2 separate regions of the Mus musculus genome follow, and region 1 is linked to region 2. Evidence: chromatin contacts called from ENCODE Hi-C data. All regions are on one chromosome and are shown on one strand. The core of a region is the stretch at or near the end of the contact, and the rest is flanking DNA. Distances in the headings are between cores, read along the strand shown. Region 1 holds the start of Ice1 (interactor of little elongation complex ELL subunit 1). Region 2 holds the start of Mfsd14b (major facilitator superfamily domain containing 14B).

What was found. A loop is a pair of places that touch in the nucleus more often than their neighbours do.
Region 1: a map of heart shows a loop between it and region 2 (7-fold over the local background). The contact joins the promoter of Ice1 here to the promoter of Mfsd14b in region 2. A Hi-C loop is called at or near these places in 2 of 37 maps with a recorded cell type or tissue (heart and left cerebral cortex).

The regions. Positions count from the first base shown.
Region 1 is chr13:70,633,346-70,639,047 of GRCm38, forward strand. It overlaps Ice1 (interactor of little elongation complex ELL subunit 1), which reads right to left and starts at 4,289. Exons shown (of 19, transcript NM_144837.3): 1 at 4,172-4,289. The coding sequence starts at 4,252.
Region 2 is chr13:65,110,631-65,116,273 of GRCm38, forward strand. It overlaps Mfsd14b (major facilitator superfamily domain containing 14B), which reads right to left and starts at 2,352. Exons shown (of 12, transcript NM_133680.3): 1 at 1,874-2,352. The coding sequence starts at 1,987.

The DNA of each region.
Region 1 (5,702 bases), core at 3,039-5,538, 5.5 Mb after region 2:
GAGAAACAAATAGGAAATAAAAACTTAAAACCACAAACCTTAACATCCTAGAGCAATGGTTCTCAACCTGTGAGTGGAGACCCCTTTGGGGGTCAAATGACCTATTCACAGGGGTCACCTAAAATTATCGTAAAACGTGGATTTTTAAATTATGATTCATAACAGTAGCAAAATTACTTCTTTGGAGTAGCAAAGAAAATAGTTTTATAGTTGGGATCACCGCAACAAAAGGAAGTGTATTAAAGGGTCACAGCATTAGGAAGCTTGAAGACCACTGTGCTAGAGAAGAAGTATACTATCCCTCCCAAGTTACCTGTTTCAGCTCCTTCTGCAGTACGCCCAAGGCCTGAGTGCCCATCAATATCAACCTAGTATTGCCAGTTGGACACTGCAGTGTTCCTAATTGAACAATTTGTTTCTCGTCTTCTGATCCAGGTTTATTTATGTTGTTTGGAACTGAACTTCCTGAATAGTGAGATCAGCATCTGAGAATACGAGAGGTGGGGGGCCTTCTGGGTCCTGTGTGCAGGTGGGGGTCAACTGTTCAACAGTTCTAGGAAAGGGAGGGGTGCTCCGGGTTAGGAAAGGGGTCTCTGCAGCTGTCTAACAACTATGTTCTCTCAGCATTCACCATTTAAGCTCCTGGAGCTTCTTTGCAGGTTGAGGATCCTTTAAATGAAATACTTCTTACCAGTTTCCTGTTCTGGGGACTATCTGCAGCCATTACATGCTGACCAACTCTAATGCAAAGTGCAGAGTCTCAAATGTTCTCCAAAAGGAAAGTGCCTTTAACAACTAGTCCCTTGGCTTTAATCTAAAACTGCGCAACTCAATGCTTGCCTAATTTACATAGCACCAAGAGACTCAGGCCAGCAATGGGTTTTGTGACTACTGAGGTTCTAGAATATGTGGCTGCTGGGCTACAGATCAGTAACAAATTAGTACAACCCAAAGGTCAAGAGTACTCTGTGAAACTATCAAAAGATACTTAAGATGCTGGGAAGCACAGCTGCCTTTAGATACACTTCTGACAGGGCAGATAAAAAGGCAACTGTATATTCCATTCTAAAGAAAACAGGGGCCACCGACAGCAAGGTGTTCTGCAAGCAAAGGACTTTTCAGTTCAGAACAGGGCCCCTCTACCCTAAGACTCCAAGTCAGAATGAAGGCCCAGCATCAGAGCAGGTGCAACTGAGGGAAAGACTATGTGGACTTCTTCTGAGGAATGAGAAGTATCAACGGCTTCTCCTGCTATTTCTCTCCAGAGAAATTTAAGCTACACACAGCAAACACTTGCTGTGATGATGTTCAGTCATCTTTCTCCTCCCCACAGGCAAGCAACCTAGTTTCTCTGTAAGTCTTCTTATCTCTTTCTACTCCTCCCTATTCCATGCTTTCTTATTCAAGGGCTCAGACCCAGCTGACAGATTCTCTACAGAAGCTAAAGGCTGTCAGAGTTCAAGTGACTGAAAATACTACCTAACCCCTCCACCAGAAAAAGATTCTTATTATGAACTCCAAGCCCACAGAAACCTAAAACTGGCTTCCAGTCCCTTGGAAGTACATTAGGACATTCCAAATATATTTCACAAATATCTGAAAAATAGCTAAACCACCCCAGTCTAAGGTTTTAAAGCCCAGATTTCCAACAATCTTTCCACCTCAGCTTCCTTTCCTTCTTCCACCACACTTCATGTGGGTACTCAAGGGCTGAAACCCTGGAATCCTCCACATCCTGGACCTGAGAACCATTCAATCACTTCACCCGGCTCTGCTTCTTACACCCAGGGCTTTTCCTGCTATCATTCTGTCCCCTAGAGCTTTGACGAACTCCTCCCTTAATACTCACTAGATCACTTTAGTGAGATAATTTGCCTTTTATCAAACACAGCTCCCATTCGTCGATTCATCTTGTGCCTTCCACCTGTGACTTTTAAGCTTTTCTACATACTTTGCTTTGGTTACATTAATAGAGAAAAGCTTCCATCTCTCAACATACAGGATATAAGCACAGAGCCTCCTAGGATGTTCTACCATCTTGCCAGACTCACTTTGCAAATTAAATACAGAGCTCAAGCTAGCTCTGAAACACTACTGCCTGGAAAGCCTTTTCAGAAGCAACCCTCCTCTTGGTGGGAGCACAGCCCTGGGGCTCTTTTACTCTTGTCTGTGGCTGCTTTCACACCTCAGTGGCAAGTGAGCAGGTGTGAACAACTTCCCAAAGCACAGTTATTTATGATCTTGCCTCTTAAGGGAGAAGGTTTACAGACCAGGCCTATACAGAGCTAAAGGAACCTCTCCTTTATTCCCTGCTCCCCAAAGTGTGACCTGGAGGGAGGGAACAAAGGTGTCCTTGGGAAGCAAAAGCAGCAGCTTCCAGGCCAAAATAAAGACAGGCGGTGGGAACAAGAGACCCAGCAAACGGACTGGATGCAGGCTGTCAAAGAAGGAAGGCACCAGGATAGCCACCAGTTTCTGGCCTAAGCAACCTAAAGAAATCAATGGCACTGCTCACTCAACAGGACAGGGACTCCTGGTGAGCAGTGTGTGAATGCAGCTCTCCAGAGGGCTAAGAAGAATGGGTCACACAGCTGTCTGTTCAAATACCTGCAATGATTCACCACCACCTCATCCAGAGAAGCCCAAGCTCATACAACGGTGTGGGTGTATGAGAACCACACAACCAGGGCTCTTCTGGCTCTTCTGACCTCTGCAAATCCTAAATCTTCAGTCTGCTGTGGCCTCACCGGTCTTCTCAAGCACACCAGGAAAGCAACTACCCCAGGCCTTGAGGCATCCACTAGGATGTCGGGCTTCAAAGAAATCAACCGAACTCGCTCTCCTATAACCTTGTTCAAATACGATTTTTCCAAAGACCAGAAAATCTCAGCAGCCAAAAGCCTGGTCCTTACCCACTCTCCCCTCCTACTTTTGCCTGTTTGTTACCAATATGTTGCTTCTAATGTAACTTTCCTCTTCTCTTTGCGTACATTGTTATAAACTAGCAGGGGATCAAAAAATTTGAGTAAATAGGCTCAAAACACAAATATGGTCCATTAAAGAAGCGTTCCATTCAGAATCTTTTAAGGGAGGGGAGGGTTATAAGATGCCTACACGATGTGGCCTAGCTACAACATGGCTTGACTCTCCATCTTCTCTATGAGAGTGCCAAACCATTTCCTATTCTCCAAGCAACTAGAACATACGAATCGGCGCAGAGACATTGCACTTTACAATAAAAAGCAAACTTCCACAGATAGCTAGCTAGTCTGCATCCCTTATCTCGTCTCACCAACCCCGAGGCTGCCACAGGCTTTGCTCATCAAACATCAAGAAACCGTCCCACTTGTTAAAACCGATCTCCAGAGCTACTTTTCAACATTCACAACTCCCACTGCCTCAACACCACCTCACCAGAACCCCCTGACATCTTCCATTATTTCCTTCCCAACATCTAAAATCCTGTCGAGTCGTACTTGCGCACGTTCATCTTATCCGTGTCCAGGTGGTTTACCAGAATATGAACAGTGCTTAGAACACTGGGTAGAAAGGGGATGAACTGAACGGGAGCAAGGGCAAGTTCCGTTTTGCCACTGACAATAGGTGAATGGAACTCTAAGACAGAAAGCTGTGCGAGTCTCCAGCCCTGAGCACTGGGGACTATTTCTATTGCATCAGTAAAACCTAGAACCCATCTGCAGCGATCCATTGTTAAGAACAGGACATGACACTGTAACAAACTACCTAGACCCACGTATGTTTATTGGACAATTTTAATCAGACAACTAACATGCTACTTAACAAAAGCTAAGCTTGGCAGTATATTAATAGATACGTGTAAGCTAAAATGCAGTTCCGTTCCGGAATCTTGGAAGTCTAGCGACCTGGGCACGCAACATAAAACCCTTGCCTTCAAACAACAAATAATTAGGAGTGCGAGGAGGCCTTCATCACAGAGAGGAAGATTCCCTCCGCGCGTAGACAGCGTCACCCACCAACCAAACTGGGCCCTGCAAACCCTGAGTCGGGAAGACGAGGAGTCCTGAAGAGCACGCTCACTCTGTCCGCCGCCGGCATCGCAGCAGCTGAACCAATTCTGTCCGTGATTAAACAAAGCACCGGCACCCGCCCCCAAAACGGCGCAAAAGGGTCAGCCAGGGATCCTGCGTACCTGCTGCAGGGAGGCGCAGCCCTGACACCGCGCGAGGTCGGCTGGCCCGGGCGCCGCCGGGTGCGTCTCGCCGGGCATCATGGTGCTGCGGCCCGGCCTGCAGGGCGCGCGCTCAGGGGCCCGCTGCCTCGGCCCTGCTCCGCCGCCCCAGCCACCGCCAGCCTGGCCGCTTCCCGCCGGGCGCGGGCAGGTCCATGCGTGCGCCAAGGTCCCCGTGGAGCCGGCCTAGGGCTCAGACCAGCGAAGCAGCCCAGGGCACTTGAGAGCGGCGCAGCCCCGAGGGCCCAAAGCGACGACAGCACACGAGGTCCCCGCCCCACCCAGCCCCGCCCCCCGTCGGGGCTGCCCGCAGATCCGCCTGATCAAAAAGCCAGAACGAAGCGTGGTCGTACAAAAAGCAAAGCCTTAGGACACATCTTGGAAGAGATGAACAAGAGCCAGGGCCTGCCTTCACGAACTGTCTGTGCATCTGTCAGCTGCCTCATTACAGGCCCTGTGTAGACGCCTAAATCCCTTCAGCCTCCAAGGGGCGGGGGTTTTGCGATGTCATTGGCATGCCGACCACCGAAGGAGGACCCGAGCCTGGGTTTGGAAAGTGCGAACGCTTCTTGCAGAGCTACTGCACTATTCTCCCAGTAGACAGGCAGGGAGCGGAAGAAAAACTACAATTCCCGGAGTGCCTCGCAGCGGCAGGGTGAGCACCGCCTGGAGGCCAACCTCTAGGGCTCCATGCTCTGCTACTAACGTGTGGGGTGTGTCTGCACGCAGCCAACCAGACAAACCCCTTCGAGCCGGTTTCCCAGTCATCTTCACCCTTAGGCTGGAGAGGTGGAAAGAAGAAATCCTCATTCAGCTTTAAAAGCCACTTGAAATCAGGGCTTGAACTCTCGCTGACATCCTAGCATTGTATCCACTCTCCTCAGAAACTTTGTTGCCATCAGTATCTGTCTACTAGGAAGTTTCTGGCGGCTCCTCATCTTCTGGTTACAAAGTCCCAATCTCAACAACAGTGTTGCATTTATTAGTGAGGGTTCTCTAGAGTCACAGAACTTATGGGTAGACTCTATATAGTAAGGGAATTTATTGATGACTTATACTCTGTAGTCCAACTCGCCAACAATGGTCAGCAGCAGCTGTGAATGGAAGTCCAACGATCTAGCAGTTGCTCAGTTCCACAGGGCAAGCAGGCAAAGAAGAGAGAGCCTATCTTTCTTCATCTAATGTCCTTATGTAGGTCTCTAGCAGAAGATACGGCCCAAATTAAAGGTGTGTGTCACCATGCCTGGATCTGGGACTTGCTTTGTCCCAGATGACCTTGAACTCAGAGAGCTTCCAATCTTAATCTCTTGGGATTCATAGCCAGTATATGCCTCAAGATCTCCACGATAGGGGCTGGTCAGATGGCTCAGCGGGTAAGAGCACCTGACTGCTCTTCCGAAGGTCCAGAGTTCAAATCCCAGCAACCACATGGTGGCTCACAACCATCCGTAACAAGATCTGACTCCCTCTTCTGGTGTGTCTGAAGACAGCT
Region 2 (5,643 bases), core at 1,102-3,601:
CAGAATCCATACATGGGCTGAGGAGATAGTTCTGTAAATACCTGACATACAAGCCAAAAGGATCTGAGTTCATATCTAATATATATATAAAAAGCTGGGCAAGGTGAATGTGCTGGTAACCCAAGTACTGGGATTAGCAGGAAGGGATGGGATGTAGCCAGGTGTGGTGGCACACGCCTTTAATCCTAGCACTCGGGAGGCAGAGGCAGGCGGATTTCTGAGTTCGAAGCCAGCCTGGTCTACAAATTGAGTTCCAGGACAGCCAGGGCTATACAGAGAAGGGATGGGATGAGTGTACGAAGCAGAGATAGGAGGATCCTTGAGACTCACTAACCAGCCAGTCTAGAAAGGCTGTGAGCTCCACGTTGAAGGAGCTTTGGTTTCAAAACATAAGGTTTCAAAACATATGTGCTCTTGAACCCACACACAGTATACATAAACAGTAAATATATAAAACAAATTTAAAAGAGTCAGGTAGAAAGAAATAGAGAAAAAATACCCTACACTGACTTCTAGCTGGCACATTCCTTGGGCTTGGCTTGGCTTGTCCACTAATTAGTACTGTCCATCCACTAGTGGAAGCCAAGAAGGTGAACTGGTAATTTAGTTTCATTTAGAAAGTAAAGTGTAACCTATTTAATGAGAAAAACCAATTTTACAGAAATTACCCCACAAGGTAAGCTTTCTACATTAGAAAAACCTTAGCTTTGGGAAAAAAAATTATCCCCCTATGCTTCTTCAATACATGACCATTTAACAGATCAGGCACTGAGTGGTAAAACTCTGGTAGAATCAGGACTAAAAGCCAGCTCTACTCTAGGTCTAAAACATCAAGGAAATGAGCCACAAGAATGCAGACAGAACAAGACTTTAAGGTCTGTACTTGGCAGACTTTTGAGAGTTGCAGCAATTTTGTACCTAGTAAGCCCTTACTAAAATATACTATGTGATATAGTATGTGGTTCTGTTTTACCTCAAAATTTTTGCATGTTTGAATTTTGACTTGAGATTTCATTCTGCATACTACTAATTCTCTACCCTCCCAATTGTACCAAAGATGAATTCACACAGTCAAGTATGCACTTGGAACCACTTAGTATTCTTTAACAGAAATTAAATATGCAAGCTTAAAAACAGGAAAAACACATGACCACACATATCATATTTAAATAAATTCCTATTTCTCATTGAACAAACTTTCCCATAGTTGCAAGAGTTTGTACTCAATTCACTGCAAAACTTTAAGTTTTAAGTCCTAAGTAGATCCTTCCCCAAAAATCCTTTTTATACTTATGACTGAAGAAATGACATTAGTCCCTGTGCTTAGTTTCCAACCATTAAAAGAAGAAGAAGAAAAAGTGGCACTGGTAAGGTCTGTACTGTGAATCCAGGTCAAGGAAAATAAGCCTTCCCTAGCTGTCAAACTCATCTCAACTTTACATGTCACTAAAGGAGATCAGGCTGAACTTTCACCTTCAGGTACAGAGATCTTCAGCTTCCTCTTACTACACTAAGGCCACTTCTGAAACCCAGAGGAGGAGGAAGTATCAGGCGCCTCCCACTTTGACCTCCAGCATCCCTGTAGGCAATTCCGGAGACTGCGAAAAATGAAGGCTTTAAGACAGACTGACACACACACACTGTCTAAGTTGCTGTGGACAAAATCTGTGCCCAGAAGATTTCTGTCAATTTGCACAGAATTATATCCAAATTATATTACTGTCCCGCGTCTGGTGGCTTTTGAATCAATAACCAAATCTCCTAGAGGTTCGTCTGGGGAGGAGTTGATAGGAAAGCCAGCTTTTCAAAGAACCTGGCTCTCCTAGAACAGCCACAATCCCAGAGTCCCTGTCCGAACCCAGTCAAAACTTACCCAGCTGCCGCTCGCGGCCTGAGCGCTCCCGCGCTTCTCAGGCATGGTTGACGCCTTGGGTGAGGCCACCGCCTTCCACCTCGGCTCCTCCGGCGACTCCCCGTCCGTGCTCATGCCGCCGTCATGCCAGAGCAGGTTCGGAGCGCTCCAAGACACTGGCGACGCCGCCACTGCGGCGGCGGGGCCCGAGCCTTCATGGGCTCCGCGATCCGCAGCGGCCTGCCGCTCGGGCGGCGGCGCCAGTGGCGACACCGGCTGCTGAGAGGACGCCGAGGCTGGATCCGTGCAGGAAGCGAACAGGGCCCTCAACTATTCAGTGGTGGTCGTGAACACAGGACCCCGACACTGGCAGTGAGTAGTTTTCAGTAGCGCCCGAACAGTCGGGAGACGGCGTCCCGCCCGGAGAACTCAGCAAAGGCAGCTCCCGCCTAGAACGCCCACCCCTCTCCAGAAGCTCGGGCAAGCTCCGCCCAGACTGCGTAGCGCATCAAAACTGCGTCATCTTCTAGGGACTCCAGGCCTATAGATTTTAACGGAGACTGGAAGGACCCAAAGCGTTCCTGATTGGATTAGACTGCCCGCGAGTCCTAGGGACTGTTTACTCCTACCCCGGGCTAGAATTCCAACTGCACGTCATCCCACCTTCCCCCTTTTCGTGGGTTTTAGGGATCTGACTTGGGTCCTTAGGTAGCATAGGAACTGAGTTCTTTCCAGCCCCTACCCCAAGTAAATGATTTTTTACTAGATATTTTCTTTATTTACATTTCAAATGTTATCCCCTTTCCTAGGATGATAGTTATAAAAAGAACAAACTGACACACAGCCCCTGGAACTGTAATCCTGCAATGGGGAAGTGGTCTACAATTGACAGGATTTCAGAAGCCTCCAACCATGCACTGATTAACAGAAAATTACACAGAATATATTGCTCAGTGGTAGAGCACTTCCCTGGTATTCCAATAGGCTCTAGCTATGCTCACTCCCCAGAGGCAAGCACGCACGCTCGCACTTACTAAACCTAGAACTTTCTTATCCACAATCTCAGGCAGATTGTCCTCAACCCTTCTTCATATATGACCCAGGCTGGCCTTAAATACATGTTGATGATCTTGCCTCAGTTTTCCATATGCTGGGTGTCGGTTTAAGCCACCACACTGGACATTGTTCTTAATTGTTAAATATAACTGGAGACAGAATGTTTAAACAAGTCAAGCACATTTACAGATTTCTGTCATTTTTGTAAATTATATTGTTAATCTCACAGACGTGAATCGAAAGATCACCAACCCAAATTATGGCCAGTTTAAAGCAAGATTTATTGTGTACAAACCAGAGACAAATCAGCAGCTGTCTCCCCCTAAAACGGGGTTCACAATACCAGCCCCAAGCCAACTTCTCAAGCCCTTTATATAGGGCAAAACCATGGGGTGGGGGATTTTGCATGGAATCGTAGATACAGAAGTGAAACCAGGTGGTCAAGGTTAAAGTGGGTCATGGAACAATGGGTATTGGTATAGAACATTCTCAAAAACAGGTAGCTGGGGCGGGAGGTATTACAGTACATTCTATGGTTACTGGGCTAGGGTGCAGCCCATCTCTGAGAAATATATAAACTTCAAGTTTTATAGTAAACAGAAACTTAACTTGGCTATAGACTCGAATTGAGATGGGCTGGCTTCTCAATATCCTTTAATGAGCCTAAGTTTTCCTTCTGTTTCAACCATGTTTTGTTGATTCTGAGCCTGCCCTCTATACTACCTACACAAAAACATCTAATACCATTTGGTTAAAATGCCAGCCTGGACCTCGTGTCTTTCAGATATTCTTTGAATAAATTCCAGTTTGTGAAAACTCAAATTGAACTGCAATGATTTAAATGTAACCTGGAGGACTGGAGGGATGACGCAAAACTAAAAGCACTTGCTGTCCTTGCAGAGGACAGAAGTTCTGTTCCCAGCACCAGCACCAGTGTGGCATCACACAACTGTAACTCAAGATTTGGGGGTCTGACACACTCTCTGGCCTTAGCATATACATGGTACACACACACATACACACATGCAGGGAAAACATGTACACATGCAAGTATATATAACCATGTTTGATGCCTTGATGTGTAGTGTTGGGACATGAAACTCATCAAGTGCACCACCTTTAAGCCATTTTTATTTTTATTTATATACATAAGTCTGAGTGTTATATGGATGTGTGATGCACATGGGTAATCATGGATGCCTTTAAAAAGTGGCCTATTCCCTGGAGGTAGGGCTACTGGAAGTTGTGATCCACCCTGCATAGGAACTGAGAACTGAACTCCTATCTTGGGAATCAAACTCAAATCTTCTGAAAGAGCAGTATGGGCTCATAGTCATTAAGCAATCTGTACAGATTTGTTTCGTTTTGTTTGTTTATCTTTGGAGCTGGAGTTAACTAAGTAGCCCTAGCTATCCTGGAAATACCTATGTAGATTAGGCTGGCCTTGAATTCACAGAAGTCTACCTACCACTTCCTCCTGAGTGGGTGAATAAAGGTCTATACTACCAGGCCTCACCACTTCTTTAAAAAAAATAATAATAAATAAATAATAATAAATGAAATTAAATTTATTGCTGGGTATGTTGTTTTATGTATCTATGTGAGTACAGCTCATGTGTGGAGGTTAGAGAAGAACTTTTAGGGGTTTCTTTACTTCTTTCACCACATGAGTCCCTAGCATTGAACTCAGGCATTCAGGCTTGGAATAAATTTCCTTTTTCTCTAAACCATCTCGCTAGCCCTTTATGAAATAATTTTTTTAGAGATTGTTTATTGTATGGCATTTAAATCATGGAAATTGATTATGTTCTAATTCAAGTGAATACCATGTATTCCACATAATTTGGCATCTTATAGAATTAGAAAAATAATGATTCTCACTAACCAGTATTACCATGTTTGGTCCAGGAGTACTCTGTATTGACTCATGACTTAGATTCATATTAATAAAAAGATACACAAGAGGAAACATCTCTTTCAGCGTGGAAAATAACTTTGGGTTAAAAAACAAAATGAAAATTATTTCTTCTCATTAGATTTCCGCAGATATAGATAGAGAGAGAGAGATGATATAGGTATAGATATAGGTATAGATATAGACACTACTCTTATTCTCAGAACATGAATTAATATCTTAAAATTTCAACATAAAAAGTATGGAGAGAGGGCTGGCGAGATGGCTCAGTGTTTAAGAACACTAACTGTGCTTCCAGAGGTCTTCAATTCCTAGCAACCACATGGTGGCTACAACCATTTGTAATGGGATCTGATACCTTTCCTCTGGTGTGTTTGAAGTCAGCTAAAGTGTATTCATATAAATAAAATAAATCTTTTTTAAAAAGAAGTTTGGGGAGACTTCCATAGTGAGTGAACTAGCATTTGATAAGAAAAGATAGGTTGAGTATGATGGTACTTGGCTTTAATTTCTAGTACTCTGTAGGCAAAGGCAAGGCAAGGCCATCCTGGTCAACTTAGAAAGTGCCAAGCCTACCAGGGTTACATACTGAGACCCTGTCTGGAAAAAAAAAAAAGGAAAGATAGATGTTCAAGTTGCCCGGGTAGACAAAGAGTTAGTTCTCTAACGTGTGTAAACTATGTAAAAAAATTAGGACCTGCTTGCTATTATCCCTGTTTCTCATCTTCAAGATATATGCAGCTGCTAATTGCTGTCTCTGCATTATTTACAATATGAGCAGTACTATCTCTACACCCAAAGTAGAAACTAGTATTAATGT